2 separate regions of the Homo sapiens genome follow, and region 1 is linked to region 2. Evidence: read pairs that join two places in POLR2A ChIA-PET (ENCODE). Cell type or tissue: A673. All regions are shown on one strand. Each heading gives the region's core, and the rest is flanking DNA. Links, peaks and the distances in the headings are about the cores only.

Region 1 (8,544 bases), core at 338-8,337, 200 kb after region 2:
AGCTATGATCACATCACTGCACTCCAGCCTGGACGACAGAGTGATTTGTGTTTGTCTCAAAAACGAACAAACAAACAAACCCAACCAAACAACACAATCCTCAGTATTTAGCCACAGTTTTAGCACTGGCAAGGCTAAGGCCAGGCGGGCGCTAAGCCCCTCCCCACCAGCCTCCACCCCTCAGCCCCATGCCAGGGATGCTGGATACGGGGAGGTCTTAGCGGAGAGGGTGACAGGGTGAAGACAGGGTTCCAGGCCACAGAGTTTGCAGTATTTTAATATCTTCACAGCCAGTACAAACATGTCAGTGAGTACTCTCTAATGTCTGGTGGGTGACATGCAGGGTTTGAGGGGCTGGTGGAGATGGCCCCGCCCCTTGGGAAGATGTCCAGTTTTGAGAGCTTACCGAACAGCATGAAGCCTCTGAGGTGGGCTGCCCGGGCTTGAATCCAGTTCTGCCCCTTACTAGCTAGGTGACCCTGGGCAGCCTGCTTCCGCCCCCAAGCCTCAGTTTTTCCATACATAAAAATGGGGATAATAACAGTGTCTACTCCTTAGGACCGTTGGGAGGATTAAACTTGAGAGTTTAGTACAGTGCCTGACACACAGAGAGCACCTATAGTTGCCAGCTATTATTATCAGCAGTAGAGGTGACAAGTAAAAGAAGTGAGTGATGGTTATTCAAGGAGAAAGAATGAAGAGATCGGAAGTCCACAAAGAAGCACTCTTAGTGCATGCCTCTATTGATGGAGGAGGAGAAAGGGGACAGAGAAATAGAGGAAGAGATGAAGGGATACAACCAGGAAAGAGCTATCACAGGCCCAAGAGAGGGACATTCCAAGGAAGGTGAGAGGACTGTGGTCAAACGTGTTTGTACATGTTCCTGAAAAAGTATGAGTCAATACACACTTCATAAATGAATGTATTTAAATGCTTCATGAAAATATTTATTTAAAGAAATCTTCGATGAATCTGCTTCAAAAGGGAATAATCAGTGTTTAAAACTGGGCTTGGAGCTGGCGTGTGCCTGTAGTCCCAGCTACTAAGGAGGCTGGGCAACATAGTGAGACCCTGTCTCTAAAAATCATTTTAAAATAAATGAATAAAACTGGGATTGGCCCCCAATGAATTTGCCTGCTATTGGTACATACCTGTGTGTTGTTTCTCTCCCACCCTTCCCTGTTTATACCTTCTTTGTGGCACTTTGGTTAAGCAGTGCTGTATAATTTCTCTTGGTTAACTTTGATTGTATCTTGTCAGAATAAGACAGTGACCACAGTTTCCAAAGATCCAGGGAAACAGCCAGGCCACAATGAGAAAAAATTCCAGTTTTTGGGATGATCAGACACCAGTGTCCTTCAGATACGGGCATGCACGGGTGACAGTGGGACCCGTTTTGGAAGGGTAGATGAAAGCAGTGTTCTCTCACCCCTGGGGATTTCCAGGCTTCTCACTTGGGTGTGAGGTCCAAATCGTCCCTGAACCTCCTGTAGATACTTATTTTTCCTGGGCCTTCCTGATTCCCAAGGTTCTTGGTGTAGACCAGCTTCCTAGTTGCTGTTTCAGCAACCCTGTTCCTGTAGTGGGCAGGGCTTCTCTCTGCCTGGGATTGACTAGGGAAAGTCTTGGGGCTGTCTGAACTGGCTCATTGCCCTGCTGTCAACACAAGGCTGTCACTCTCATCCAAACCTTTTACCAGATTGGAATCTTGTCATTCTGGAGCCTTAGCAGAGTTTGAACTGATGTTGCCTCTGGCTTTGCTCAATGGTTTTTCTCTATACAGTCATCTCTTGGTATCTGTAGGGGATTGGTTCTAGGACTCCCATGCAGGTACCAAAATTCATGGACATTCAAGTCCTTTCTTTTCTTTTTTCTTTTTCAATACAGAGATTGGGTCTTGCTATGTTGGCCAGGCTGGTTTCAAACTCCTTGCCTCAAGCTATCCTCTTGCCTTGGCCTCCCAAAGTGCTGGGATAAGAGGTGTAAGCCGGCCGGGCATGGTGGCTCACACCTGTAATCCCAGCACTTTGGGAGGCTGAGACGGGTGGATCACGAGGTCAGGAGATCGAGACCATCTCGGCTAACACAGTGAAACCCCGTCTCTACTAAAAATACAAAAAAATTACCCGGGCATGGTGGTGGGCGCCTGTAGTCCCAGCTACTCAGGAGGCTGAGGCAGGAGAATGCTGTGAACTTGGGAGGTGGAGCTTGCAGTGAGCTGAGATCGTGCCATTGCACTCCAGCCTGGGCGACAGAGCGAGAATCTGTCTCAAAAAAAGAGGTGTAAGCCACTATGCCTGTCCTCAGATTCTTTCTATAAAATGGTGTAGTATTTACATATAACCTACACACATCTTCCTGTATACTTTAAGTATTCTCCAGATTGCTTATAATACCTAATATAATGTTAATGCTATGTAAATAGTTGTTTACACTGTATTTTTTATTTGTATTTTTTAATTGGTATATTTTTATTTTTTAATTTTTGGAATATTTTTCATCTGTGGTTGGTTGAATCCATGGATGCAGATATGGAGAACTGACTGTACAGTGCTCTAGATAAATATAGGAGGCTGCTTTAAAAAAAAAATACAGAAAGAATACAGGTTAACACCACAGAGTCTCCCTGCTGACCCCATAGTGTATTTTGTACAATGTTTAGATTGTTGCTGTAATTTTTAAATACTCTCTCGGATTTTATGAAAAGAAAAACTTCAGACTAGTTAAATTTAGCAGAGTTTATCTGAGCAAAGAAACTATTCATGAATCAGGCAGCACCCTGAACCAGTAAAGGTTCAGAGAGCTCCACAAGGCAAAAGTGGGCAGGCAATACTTACAGAAAAAAGAGGTGATACAGAAATAGCCTGATTGGTTACACCTGGGTGGTTGCCTTATTTGGACTTGACTGGGCAGTCTGCAGCCTGGGATTGGCTGAAAGCTCCCCTGTTATGATTGGCAGAGACCCAGCTACTTGTTACAAGAATATACTCTTAGTTAGGTTACGGTTTGTTTACACACTAAGTTAGGTTGTGGCTTGCTATTTATGGAGGCAGCTTTAGGCCAACATTTTTTTTTTTTTTTTTTGAGACAGAGTCTCGCCCTGTTGCCCAGGCTGGAGTCCAGTGGTGCGATCTCGGGTCACTGCAAGCTCTGCCTCCTGGGTTCACACCATTCTCCTGCCTCAGCCTCCTGAGTAGCTGGGACTACAGGGGCCCGCCACCACGCCCGGCTAATTTTTTTGTATTTTTAGTAGAGACGGGGTTTCACCGTGTTAGCCAGGATGGTCTCGATCTCCTGATCTCGTGATCCGCCCGCCTCGGCCTCCCAAAGTGCTGGGATTACAGGAGTGAGCCACTGCGCCCAGCCTAGGTCGAATTTAATTTGACAATCTGGTCCCCAGAAACACACCAGGAGGGCTGTTTCCTTTTGTCTTGCCTAGTGGCAAAAGGGAAGATAGAGTCATGAACAATTACCTGCTCTCCCATACATTCTTTGTAGAGCAGCCGGAGGGAGCTAGCTTTAAAATAATCGTCAAAAACCTCTTTTTTTTTTTTTTTTTGAGATGGAGTTTCACTTTTGTTGCCCAGGCTGGAGTGCAGTTGCGAGATCTCGGCTCACTGCAACCTCTGCCTCCCGGGTTCAAGCGATTCTTCTGCCTCAGCCTCCCGAGTAGCTGGGATTACAGGCATGCGCCACCACGCCCGGCTAATTTTTTGTATTTTTAGTAGAGACGGGGGTTTCACCAGGTTGGGCAGGCTGGTCTGGAACTCCTGACCTCAGGTGATTCGCCCGCCTGGGCAAAGTGCTGGGATTACAGGCGTGAGCCACCGCACCCGGCCTGTTCCACCCTTTTAAAGAAACTGTTCTGCTGTGACTGGCTGGTGGTCTTGCATGAGGAGAATATCATTAAGGACGGGCTCTGGCTTCTTTAGAAGCCCTATACTCAAGAAGGGGTGCAGCACAAAGCCCACACACGTGGGGCTCACCTTCTGGTGAGAGACCTTGTGACCAACGGAGAAAACACAGCAACTTGTTGAAGAGAGGAACTTCTTCTCCATTCCCCACGTAATCTCAGGCAGTTCAACTCAGCAAATGTCTATGTGAAGTCTGAGTGGCCAGCCTTGTGGTAGCTGCTGTGGGCTCACAGAGAGACAGACACACAACATCTCACCTCTAAGAGATTATTAGCTACTCAAGAAGATGAGTCTCAACATGAAATTTTAAAACAGTAGTTTTAATTTAATTAAATTATTTATTTTTGAGACAGGGTCTTGCTCTGTCACTCAGGCTAGAGTGCAGTGGTGCGATCACGGCTCACTGCAGCCTCAAACTCCTGGGCTCAAGCAATCCTCCCAAGTAGCTGGAACCGCAGGCACATGCCACCACGCCTGGTTAATTTTTGTATTTTTTGTAGAAACGCTGTTTCACCATATTGCCTAGGCTGGTCTCAAACTCCTGAGCTCAAGCAATCTGCCTGCCTTGGCCTCCCAAAATGCTGGGATTACAGGCATGAGCTACTGCACCTGGCCAATAGTTTTTAATATTAACATAAAATTAAGGTTATTAAAATATATATTATTAGTGATTTGGTACTTTCCCAACTTTTTTCCTCCATGCATAATTATAATCCTATAGTATCTGTACTATCTTGTATTCTACTGCTTTAATTAAAATATCGTAACTTTGGCTGGGCACAGTGGCTCATGCCTGTAATCCCAGCACTTTGGGAGGCCAAGGCGGGTGGATCACTTGAGATCAGGAGTTTGAGACCAGCCTGGCCAACATGGTGAAATCTCGTCTCTACTAAAGAAATACAAAAATTGGCCGGGCGCGGTGGCTTACGCCTGTAATCCCAGCACTTTCAGAGGCTGAGACAGGTGCATCACAAGGTCCGGAGTTCGAGACCAGCCTGGCCGATATGGTGAAACCCTGTCTCTACTAAAAATACAAAAATTAGCCGGGCGTGGTGGTGGGTGCCTGTAGTCCCAGCGACTCGGGAGGCTGAGGCAGGAGAATCACTTGAACCCGGGAGGCGGAGGTTGCAGTGAGCCAAGATCACACCACCATACTCCAGCCTGGGCAACAGAGTGAGACTCCGTCTCAAAACAAACAAACAACCGAAAACAAAAATTAGCCAGGCATGGTGGTGGGCACTTGTACTCAGCTACTTGGGAGGCTGAGACAGGAGAATCGTTTGAACCCAGGAGGCGGAGTTTGCAGTGAGCTGAGAGCATGCCACTGCACTCCAGCCTGGGCGACAGAGCCAGACTACATCTCAAAAAAAAAAAAAATTATAACTTATTTTATATATTGCTATCTACTTTCCCTAACAATTATTTAGAAAAGTTTTGTGAGTGATACAACTATTCTGTCACTGTTTGGCATTTATGTAATTTCTAGAGTTTTCTTTTCTTTTCTTTTCTTTTTTTTTTTTTTTTTTTTGAGACAGAGTTTCGTTCTTGTTGCCCATGCTGAAGTGCAATGGCACGACCTCGGCTCACTGTAACCTCCGCCTCCTGGGTTCAAGCAATTCTCCTGCCTCAGCCTCCCAAGTAGCTGGAATTACAGGCATGCACCACCATGCCTGGCTAATTTTGTATTTTTAGTAGAGATGAGGTTTTTCCATGTTGGTCAGGCTGGTCTTGAACCCCTGACCTCAGGTGATCTGCCTGTCTCAGCCTCCCAAAGTGCTGGGATTACAGGCATAAGCCACCGCACCCGGCCCAGTGTTTTCTATAATAAAGAATGTGGTGCATGTCATTCGTGTAAGGTATTTAAAATTGGGATTCTTTAAGTATCTATTTCTGGAAACTCAAGACAGAACTCATCATTGCCCAGCCATTTTACTATGTTTCTCTAATAAGTCACTCTTGCCCTTTCTGCAGTGATAATTTCATGCCTTTTCCACTCAAACCTACACATCCCTCCCACATTCTCACTGTGTTTTGGTGATCTTGCCTCTACTCCATTAAGAAACCAGACAGCAGGGCTGGGCGTGGTGGCTCATGCCTGTAATCCCAGCACTTTGGGAGGCCCAGGCGGGTGAATCACCTGAGGTCAGGAGTTGGAGACCAGGCTGGTCAACATGGTGAAACCCCGTCTTTACTTAAAAAAAAAAAAAAAAAAAAATTAGCCAGGTGTTGTGGTGGGTGCCTGTAGTCCCAGCTACTCGGGAGGCTGTGGCAGGAGAATCGCCTGGACTTGGGAGGGGGCGGTTGCAGTGAGCCAAGGTCACTCCGCTGCACTCCAGCCTGGGCAACAGAATGAGACTCTGTCTCAAAAAAAAAAAAAAAAAAAAAAAAAAGAAAGAAAAAGAAAGAAGAAAAAAAGAAAAGAAAAAAGAAACCAGAGCAGCTGGTGAAAGCTCACTTACCTTCTGTATAAATAGGATTCAGTTTGGCTGCAAGTAATAGAAAACCCCAAAACAACAGTGGCCTAGACAAGGAAGAGGTTTATTTCTCTCTCATCTACAAGCCCCTGATTGGTCATTCCAGGGCTGGCATGGCTGCCCTTGGGGTGAGGACCCACACTCCTGTCTGCTTACTCCAGTGGTGCCTGGTTCAATGCCTGGCACATGACAGATTCTCAGTAATACCTACTGAATGACTGAAAAAACCATTAACTAACAGAAGGACATTGAAAAACTTTTGATATGTAGAACCAGGATGATTTCCTAAAGAGTGGGCCTATTCTCAGTGTTCCCAATAGTATGTGCGGATGCTAGTTTCACTCTGTCAGTCATAGCTATTGTCTTTTTTTCTGCTCATTCAATAAGCAAAACTTGGTGCCTTATTCAACTTTCATTTGCGTTTTTATCACCAGGGAGAGTGCACATTTGGTTATTTTCTTGTAATTCCTCTTTTACAAATGGTTTTGTTTTCTTCCTCATGCTTTGCTTGTAAATTTATATGCATATTTTAAAATATATATTTTTGTATATATACACGTGTGTGTGTGTGTGTGTGTGTGTGTAATTCACATGTTCTAACATCCAGTATAGGCATGACACAGTGAGAGGCAGTCCTCAGGCCCTCAAGCTTTTGCACTGGACATTCCCGGGTTTGATTCCCAGTTTGGCTCCTTTCAAGCCAAAGAATGTGTGTGCCCGTGTTCAAATTATTCAGCTTTCCTCAGCTTTGCCTCCTCATCTGTAAAATGATATATGTATATGGATTTTGAAAACACTTTATACAGTCAAGTTTATTGATCTAAAGTTTTGTGATTTCTTCTATTACACTTCGAGGTTTTCTGTGGTCCAAGTTTTACTCAATATGTGTCTTATGATTGGGCGCTGTGGCTCATGCCTATAATCCTAGTACTTTGGGAGGCCGAGGTGGGACAATTGCTTGAGTCCAGGGGTTCAAGACCAGCCTGGGCAACATATTGAGACCCTGTCTCTACAAAAAAAATTTTAAAATTAGCAAGGCATGGTGGCCAGTACCTGCAGTCCCAGATAATCAGGAGGCTGAGGCAGAAGGATCACTTGAGTCCATGCGGTTGAAGCTGCAGCGAGCCGTGATTACACCACTGCACTGCAACCTGGATGACAGAGCAAGACGCTGTCTCACTAAAAATACTGTCTTTTGAGTATGAGGGCTTAAGTGTTCTGACATTTGCAGAAGTCAGAGACCTGTGTGGACCTGCAAAATGAGGAGGAGGTGGATTCCTGCCCTCAGGGTCCTACATTCTTCTTAAGGAAGCAAACAAAGATGTAGGACACTAATGGGAAACAGACTGACCTACTCTCCTTCAGGCTAAAAAGAGTGGTTTACCTGCCGGGATGGTGGCTCCTGCCTGTAATCCCAGCACTTTGGGAGGCCAAGGCAGGTGGATCACGAGGTCAGGAGATTGAGACCTTCCTGGCTAACACGGTGAAACCCCGTCTCTACTAAAAGTAGAAAAAAATTAGCCAGGTGTGGTGGCATGTGCCTGTAGTCCCAGCTACTCAGGAGGAGAATTGCTTGAACCTGGGAGGCAGAGGTTGCAGTGAGCCGAGACTGCACCACTGCACTCCAGCCTGGGTGACAGAGCGAGACTCCGTCTCCAAAAAAAAAAAAGTGGTTTACTGGGGCAAGTTTCTTTTTCTTTTTCTTTTTCTTTTTCTTTTTAGTAGAGATGGGGTTTCACCATGTTGGCCAGGCTGGTCTTGAACTCCTGACCTCACATGATCCACCCACCTCGGCCTCCTAAAGTGCTGGGATTACAGGCATGAGCCACCATGCCTAGCATACCAGGGCAAGATTCTTGGACAAGTCTGGCTGGGTGAGTGCGATAGGGTACCACTCCTTGAAGAGTGCTAAAATGGCACCAGGCATGCAACAAGATGGGGAAATCTTTGTTTTCAGAATACCTCTCAGGGAGGGGATGGTGTGGCACAAGGCTGGAAGGCTGGAAGGAAGACTTGAATAAGCTGTTCAGGGTAGGGAGACTGAGACCCCATCCCTATCTGAAGCACATGCCTTCTAAAGGGCAGGAGCCTAACTAACTTCTGAGCTTAGTTTTGCTGAGTGAGGCATGCAAGCTGAACTGCCAGAGAAAGCAGTC
Region 2 (8,453 bases), core at 1-8,000:
AGGCAAAAGTGCAAGCTGACATAAAGGCAAAGGGCCAGAGAAGAGACTGGTTACAGCTCCACTCTGTTCCTAATCCACAGTGCACACAGCACGCCAACTCTGTAGAGGATGACTATATTAGGGACTATGAAGAAAATATGTCACACGGGAAATCACCTGCTGTGTGGAATTGGGAAAAAAAATATGTGGTTAACATAAGAACAGGTCATGCAAAAACATTCATTAAAATGGGCCTCTGCCCTGACAGTGGGGGAAAAAATAAGCTGCAAAAACTTCAAGTCACATCATCCACTCTATTCTCTTCTCTATGAATTTCCTGGAAAACACAGACCAGAAATTGTACATTTCTGCTTTGTCTAGTATTTTAATTCAAGTCAAAAACTATGTGTAACAGTAAAATTCAATAAATTAATCCTAAAGTAAAATGTGAAGGTCCAAGGATACACCAGTAGTGAATCTTCAGAAGGTCCTACTTTGCTCTGGCCTCTGGGTCTTTGGTTTTTGTCTAGAATTGTGGCCATGTGAGAGACTGATATATGAGTTGCTAAAGCTGGAGGTTCATGATCTTAAAAGCCTTATCTAACAAAAGCAGAAAATAAAAATAAAAAAAATAAAAGCTGATGAAGGACAGAGGCCAGATCAAATGAGATGCTATCAGAGAAGATCAAAGAACATATGCACAAATACATTCCTGTGGAAGAAGGAACATACAGGAGAACTAATGCAACAAGAAGCGTAAAGGAATAAACTTGTCTTTACAAAAAAAAAAAAAAAAGAAGAAGATGAAGAAGAAGAAGAAGAACAGGCTGGGCAGGTGGAGGCAGGCAGACACTGATGCATGTGTATGTGCGGTGTGTGTCATTCATCTCAGCAGCCCCCAGAGCACCCACCCCTCACAGTGCCTTATGCAGAGCAGGCACTTGGTAAATTTGTTTGCTGAATGAAAACTGAAAATGGTAATTCTCATACTCTTAATGATAAGAAGAGCCACCAGGGGATTTGGAGAGACAGGCAAAGGGCCATAGCAACGGTAACAATGGAAACAAAAACAAAAACAAAACAAACAAAAACCATGAAAAACAAAAGGTGAAGTCTTCTAAGCCAATATTACTTCACTCCCCCTGTGCAGAGTACATAGTGTTCTAACTCTAGGTATTGCTTTTAAAAGAATTCACTAGTAACTACAACATATTATAAGAAAGAAGGTAGTAACTAATGCCACAAAATTCCAATGCTGGCATTTCCTGAATTCCCTGAAGCTCCTGCTACCCTTTGCTAATCCTTTTAGACTCTGTAAAACTTACCAATGACATTAACGTGCTTTGCATCTGATTTCTTATGGTACATTCTGATTCTTCTTATGGTATTTTTTTTTAGAAGGTAGAGGAGAAAAATACCCAAATACAGCATCAGGTCCACTTCATCTCGGATGTTAAACAGTTGTTGCTACATACTCTTTATACAGAGACCAGCTATGAAAGACGGCACTTTCCTCTCGGATTTGCAAGTGCCTGTAGCCTCAGAGGCCACATAACTTTTCATATTCTTCCCAACAGGTTTCTATGTTCACCCGTTATTTGACTAAACCAGAAAAAAAGGCGAGGGAGAGAGATTTTTCCCACTGAACTCTTAATACCTTCAGATGCCCAGAACACCTCATGGTGGGTATCTATCTGAAATGCCTCTGTCTCAAAGGAGACATTTTGCAAAGAGTTATTAATTATTGCAACAAGGAGAACAACTAGGTCACCTTAGTAGTATTTATAAACACAAAGGGACATGTCAATTATCTGTGCTGTGGGAAGTCAACAGGAGCAAACTCAAGAAAGAAGGCAGAAGACTTAAAATAAAAGAAAATATAATTTTAATACTTCTGTCTTCTATTTTTAAGGACAAGTTTTTAAATGCACATGCCCTACTAGGTGCCAATAAGGACCTGACTGATATGTGTGCGAATGCCCTAAGATGGGAGTGCCAATGGGGTGGGCAGATAGTGGTCAAGTCTAGATATTAATTTCATTATACAGAAAAATAAATACAAGATTCAAAAACTGAAACCCATTTTGCCTGGCAATTAAAATATTATTCTAAAAGGAAGGCAGAGTTTCCTAAGATTAAAAGTCACCAAGTAAAATAAAGTTGTCTAATAAAATTCATCATTCTATATTCCTACTGAGGGAAAGAAGAAATTCTTTTCTCTGTGATGTTATTTTCCTAAGTGACTTCTTTTAATTAAAAAAAGGGGGGAAGAGGAGGGAATTTTCCATGAGTTTGAATCCTACAAATGCCACAAACAGCTTCTGAAGCTGAAGCTATGACAATGAACTTCCATGTCACAAAGAGGATGAGGAAGTGGAAGGGAACAGTGCAGAGGAAACACAGTGACATTGTATTACAGTAGGTATTTACGCCTGCTATCCTCATCCAAGGTAAGGTCAACAACTTCTGCTGGTGAAGCCCAAGTCTGCTGGGGAGTCACAGCAGTCCATGACTGTGTTTGCCTGGTGCTAACATACTGCGTGCCCGAGCCATGCTTCCATGAAGAAACACTCTGAATCACACCACCTCGAGGATGAACACACCTGCAATTGAGATGAAGAACAAAAGCATGGTTAATTCCACCACAGGAAAAACAGAAGACAATATGACCTCAGTTGTACTTATCAACATTTTTACTAAGATAAACCTAGTATGCAAGTTCATAAAACCCACAATCAATATCCTTCCCTCCATCTCTGTCTCCCTCTCTCCCTACCCCACCACACCCCACTTGGTCCCTCTCTCAGTTTAGCCTTAAAAAGGCCAAGGGTCTTATCTCAGCCAGAAACTCCTGAGTTGTGTCACTGACCATGGGTGACAGGATGTTTCTCTGGACTCATTTACACCTCTGGGATCTTCATGATAGGGCAACACATAAATCCAGAACAAAGTTAAGATGCCCAAACAATCTTAGTCTGAACAAATCAAACAGTAAGAAAAATAGTTAAAACTTGTTCTTAAAATAAGCTTTATAATTGGTAATAATGCCTTCAAAGACAGTGACAGTAATACCCTTTCACAGATTAAATTTCTAAAAGTCTGTAAGTAATAGATCATGAATAAAGGATCAATTTCCCTTGTCCTGAAGGTCACAACAGAAGCACTTGGTTCATTCAACAGAATCGCTTATAATTTGGTTCCGTGAAAGTAACACAGCTGAATCTTCAGTTTAGATCCACTAAAAGGGTTCTATCGGAGGGAGAGAACTGCCTTGTTAGCAAGTCACACCAAGAGTTCACTGAAATAAAATTGTTTCAGAAACACTGACAGTTTGAATTCCACAGTCCAGTCAAATGATAGAATTGTGAACCTCCAGGCCAAAACACTAAGTTCTGACTCAAATGAGAGGAAGGCAGGCAACTCATGTGATCAATGCTATGTCCTCTCATCTAAACTTCCTGACCAGCCCTCAGGTAGCTTATGTGAGAAGTAACAAGTGGCATGAGTCTAGTCACTAAACTACCACAGTGGCTCCTGAGCAGCTGTTTGACAATCTGTAAGCAACAAATAATGCTGGGCCACTTGAGAATTTCAGCTTTGGTTTAATGCTACCTACACCACCAGATTCAAAAGAACATTAGGGTAACAATGGACACGATTCAGTTGCAAAACTGCCCCAAGGACCCTTAAACTCCTGCAAACATGCCCTACTCCTACAAAGGCTTAATCTGATAACTTCTCCCTTACTAAGAAAAATTCCTAAGAACAGATCTCTCAGGGCCAGAGCAGAGGGCAGAACGCAAATTTGCTACAGTACCAGAAGCCCGTCATCTGTCCAGAGATGGGCTATGTAGTTACTAACCCAGAGGCTACTACCTTTTCAAAGATTAGCTAGAGAAATAAATAGGGACATTAAAATAAGGGACATAAAGCCCAATGTCTAATTCACATCTGTTCAACCCATTATATAAATTCATATTAAGTGACCATGTAGTCATGGAAAAATGTCAGCCAAAGGAGTCCATTCAACATTTATAGAAATGGTTTTGATGACTGAAGGCCAACGGAACACTACCTTTACTAAGCAGTTTCACATATATTATCTCATTGGACAATTCTGACAGACCTATGAGGTAAGCATGGAATTTACTATCCTCACTCTACAGAGAGGGAAACTGAGGCTTAAACAGGTTACATGATTTGCTCAGAGTCACAATGCTTGAAAGTGATAGGCCAAGGAAGACAGGTCTGATTTTGGGTCCAATGCTTTCCATATCATGTTGTTGCTTTACAGATGTGTGTATTAAATCGGGTGCAGCAAAACACAACAAGAATCATCAGAGTACAAAAATAGACCCAAACTAACAATTTAGAAGTATAAAGTTACTTGACAATTCAAAAGCTCACCTGTATAAGCACTAATTGAAGTAAAGCTGGCTAGAAACCTGGTAAGAATTCAGGCAACGAGTGGCAAAGAGAGTCAATGTAATCTTTGGCAGAATTTCTAAAAATATCTCCGAAGTAAAAGAAGTATATAGTCCCAATTGTTTATCTGTATTGCTCACTAAGTAATCATACAATGTAACGTCAAGCAGTGGCTTTTTAAAAAATCTGATCTAATCTGTTTATTATACAGAAGAAAAAACCTAGGCCAAAAGACAACCATCCAGGCTCTTAAACAAGTTAAGCATAGAACTGGAGTAAAATCAGGTCTCCACTCGAGGGTTTATTTTCCACTGAATAACAATGCCTTCTTCAGGCTATACCTGAAGTTACTACATCATGTTTGACTGAAAGAAGCACTGCCTGGTTCCCAGGGCCATTCAATAAGCGGCAAAGAAGAGTTTAGAAAGTGTCTGGCATAGGAAAAGAACTAGGAGAGTGAGAGGTTTAGAGACCTTATTTCCTACTGAGGAATGGCTGAAGGAGAGAGAATAGGAGACAGGGCACTTCAACTATCTAAAAATAGATCACTTCTGAAGTTATGTTACAAATGGTTCCAGTTACCAAAAACCAGCTTAGGCTACTTTAAACAATGAAGAGAATTTATTAGTAGGACACTGGGCACCTCAAAGAGCCTAAGATGATGGAACAACCCCTAACCCTCTCTATTTCTCCTACTTCAAAATTTTAGATTATCTGGAGAATGTGATGATACTATCTTCGGTCAAAAGCTTTCCTAACTCTAATTATTAATAGTTGTACATGGAATTCCCAAAGGGAGAATCACTGTGAGGTGGAAGCCACCATGAAAGGTACTATTTCATGCTCGAGGCAAACCACTGAGAGCATGCTTAGAACCATGAATCAGTTTCTAGAAGGCAAGTTTCAGATAATCATTGCTATAGAACAAAGCCACTAAGAAATGGAATGAATTGCCTTTTAAGTACTCAAGTAATTGCTGAGGCATCTGTCAGGAATGTTAAGGAAAATTTTAAGATGCCCTCCAAGCTCAACAGTGACTTTAAGATTTGTTCAAAAACAGGCAAAACTATCAATAAAAGTCAGAATAGGCTGGCACAGTGGATCATGACTGTAATCCCAGCACTCTGGGAGGGTGAGACGGGAGGATCACTTGAGCTCACAAGTTCGACACCAGCCTGGGCACCATGGTGAAACCCCATCTCTGTCGCACACACACACACAGACGGGAGGATCACTTGAGCTCACAAGTTCGACACCAGCCTGGGCACCATGGTGAAACCCCATCTCTGTCAAACACACACACACACACACACACACACACACACACACACACAGTAGCTGGGTGGGGTAGTGGGCACCCATAGTCCCAGCTACTCGGAAGGCTGAGGTGGGAGGATGGCTTGAGCCTTGGCGGTCGAGGCTGCAGTGAACAGAGATCATGCTACTGCACTCCAGCCTGGGTGGCTGAGCCTCGGTCTCAAAAAATAAAAACAAAAAAATAAGTCAAGATAGTAGTTACGGGGAAAAGAAAAGGGGGAGGTTGTAATTAGAAAGTAGTGCAGAGTGGCTGGGCGCGGTGGCTCACGCCTGTAATCCCAGCACCTTGGGAGGCCGAGGTAGGCGGATCATGGGGTCAGGAGATCAAGACCAGCCTGGGTAACACGGTGAAACCCCGTCTCTACTAAAAATACAAAAATGAGCCAGGCACGGTGGCATGCGCCTGTAGTCCCAGCTACTCAGGAGGCTAAGGCAGGAGAATCGCTTGAACCCAGGAGGCGGAGGTTGCAGTGAGCCGAGATCGTGCCACTGCACTCCAGCCTGGGTGACAGAATGAGACTCTGTCTCAAAAAAAAAAAAAAAAAAGAAAGAAAGAAAGCTCAGAGTGACTTCTGTGTTCTGATCTGAGTGCTTGTTACTTGGGTATAAGCAGTTTGCAAAAAAGGTACGTTATTAGTTATCTGTATGTGTTATTAGCCAATAAAATATTCACAAAAATTATTTACTTTAATGATCTCAAACACACTGAATAAAATGGGAGTTAGGAGATGGATGAGGACAGAACAAGGCTTTTAACACATTTTTTTTTAACTACAGAGGGAAAAAACAGTCAATCTAGTAAACAGAAGGGTGCTAGAGAAATATTTCAACTATTTTATAAGAGAATATACATTACACAAAAATTTATACCAGATAGGGAAAAAAATTCAGGAGAAAGAGGGAGCACAATGGTTGTTAAGCCTCTGGAGTGGTCCTATAATGGATGCAAGAGGCTCGAAATTTTGTGACGCAACATAAAAAAAAATAGTTTCATGTATTATCACATATGCTTTTTCTGTATCATGAAAGACATGAGGTAGGAACATACTCAGCTGGTTTTTAATTGGTCCAATCAATTGTATTACTAATCTGTATTAGTGCAGATACAGGCTTTGTTCTCACAAAGTGTTTAACCTGCATGCAATTGGTGACAGGTATGAAACACAACCTAGAGCCATACTTTGCATTTTATAACCAAGAAAATGCTTGGGTCTTGCTTCCCAAAATGTTAGGAAAAAATAATTATAAATAATATGGTTTGATAGAATAATTTCCTGTTCTTCATACACTAATATCAATAGAAAGGCTGCACAGTGGAAATGAAGTGTGTGCGCGCACACACAGCAGGCTCTGACGGTCAACTTTTGATATAGTTAGCTTACCATTCTAAGAAAACAACATTAAAATTAATCAATTTTACTCTCATTTACAGACAGCCTGAAGGTGACCTCTTAGATAACATTTCTACTTCTTTTTCCTAACTGAAGAGGAAATGAATCCTTGTGATTGTAGGGAAACACTCATCTGTATCACTAGTTTTTTTTGGAGTTAATATTAGCAACAGGCCTGGGCATGGTGGCTCACGCCTGTAATCCCAGCACTTTGGGAGGCCGAGGCGGGCAGATCGTCTGAGCTCAGGAGTTCGCGACCAGCCGGGGCAACATGGTGAAACCCCATCTCTACTAAAATACAAAAATTAGCCAGGCATGGCGGCGTGCACCTATAGTCCCAGCTACTTGGGAGGCTGAGGCAGGAGAATTGCTTGAACCCAGGAGGCAGAGGTTGCAGTGAGCCGAAATCGTGTCACTGCACTCCAGCCTGGAGGACAGGGCGAGACTCCATCTCAAAAAAAAAAAAAAATTAGCAACTGGTCCTATGAAGCAATGAGTCTCAAATACAGCTTCCTACACCAATTACTTTGCTGAGGAATAACCCAACATTAACGCCAATGATCACAGGATTAACAGACTAGAATGAGGTCCTCAGAACAGGTACCAAAAGGAACTGTTCCAACACGGTTCCATAACATACAGATCTGTGCTATATGTATTCCTCTTCCTAGAGCAATTACCAATGAGGTCGGTAGAAGGAAAAAATAACAGGACCAACGACAAAAAAAAAAATTATTGGCCTGAGGTTTGTAAATTAAAAGTTTTGGCAAAATTAAGTGGGCAGAGAAGAACTAGAGATGCTGGGAAAGTCTCCATCTCACTAGCAAAGAGCATCTGTGAAACTGGACTGTCCAAAAATTAACATCTGGAAATAACATTTAGGTAACCAGGAGTTCAACACAGCAATACAAGGCAATCATAAAATATGCGTTCAACCATTAGCTCAGAAAGCATGCTTTCTAGTCTAGGACTAGAGGATACACAAAAGAGAAATGAATACATCAAAATCTAAAATAAAAGAATAGGAGAAGATATTAGCATGCAAGAAAAGAAAAATAACTATCAAAAAAGGAGGGGGAGAGGCATATCACAACTAGAATTACTGAGTGCAAAGGCCAAACAAAATGCTTCCAATATGGAAAAATGGCACCCCACACAAGTCAGGGCAGCCACAATTCCAGAGAACAACTCAAGGACCAAATCTGAGTTCTTAAAAACTCTTAAAAACCCAACAACAAGGTAGAATATGAAAAGAAAAAATAAGAACAGGACAACTAAATCCAAACAAAACATCTACTCTATACATGCAAATCAAATGAGAACAAAAAGATGTGGATCAAA

The links. ChIA-PET counts read pairs that join two places held together with the same protein. Peaks named below come from ENCODE experiments on the same cell type or tissue, not always from the same donor. Only the 100,000 strongest peaks of a DNase experiment are listed, where the experiment ranks them.
Region 1: POLR2A ChIA-PET joins it to region 2 with 10 read pairs; 2 of 35 experiments call an interaction of 5 or more read pairs at or near these places.

Annotation. Positions count from the first base shown.
Region 1 is chr18:46,062,043-46,070,586 of GRCh38, reverse strand. The region is part of intron 1 of PSTPIP2 (proline-serine-threonine phosphatase interacting protein 2); the gene reads left to right. Among named protein-coding and RNA genes, the nearest start is that of PSTPIP2, 5.9 kb to the left of the region's middle. RefSeq lists enhancers at 6,537-6,736, 6,797-6,846. In A673, for the core only: no CTCF peak of the experiment used is centred there; no DNase peak of the experiment used is centred there.
Region 2 is chr18:46,257,058-46,265,510 of GRCh38, reverse strand. It overlaps ARK2N (arkadia (RNF111) N-terminal like PKA signaling regulator 2N), which reads right to left. Exons shown (of 5, transcript NM_145055.5): 5 at 1-2,582. The coding sequence ends at 2,393. Among named protein-coding and RNA genes, the nearest start is that of ARK2C, 73 kb to the left of the region's middle. RefSeq lists enhancers at 3,446-3,947, 5,323-5,886, 5,887-6,451. In A673, for the core only: no CTCF peak of the experiment used is centred there; DNase peaks (open chromatin) are centred at 120 and 1,010; H3K4me3 peaks cover 596 bases; H3K27ac peaks cover 3,326 bases.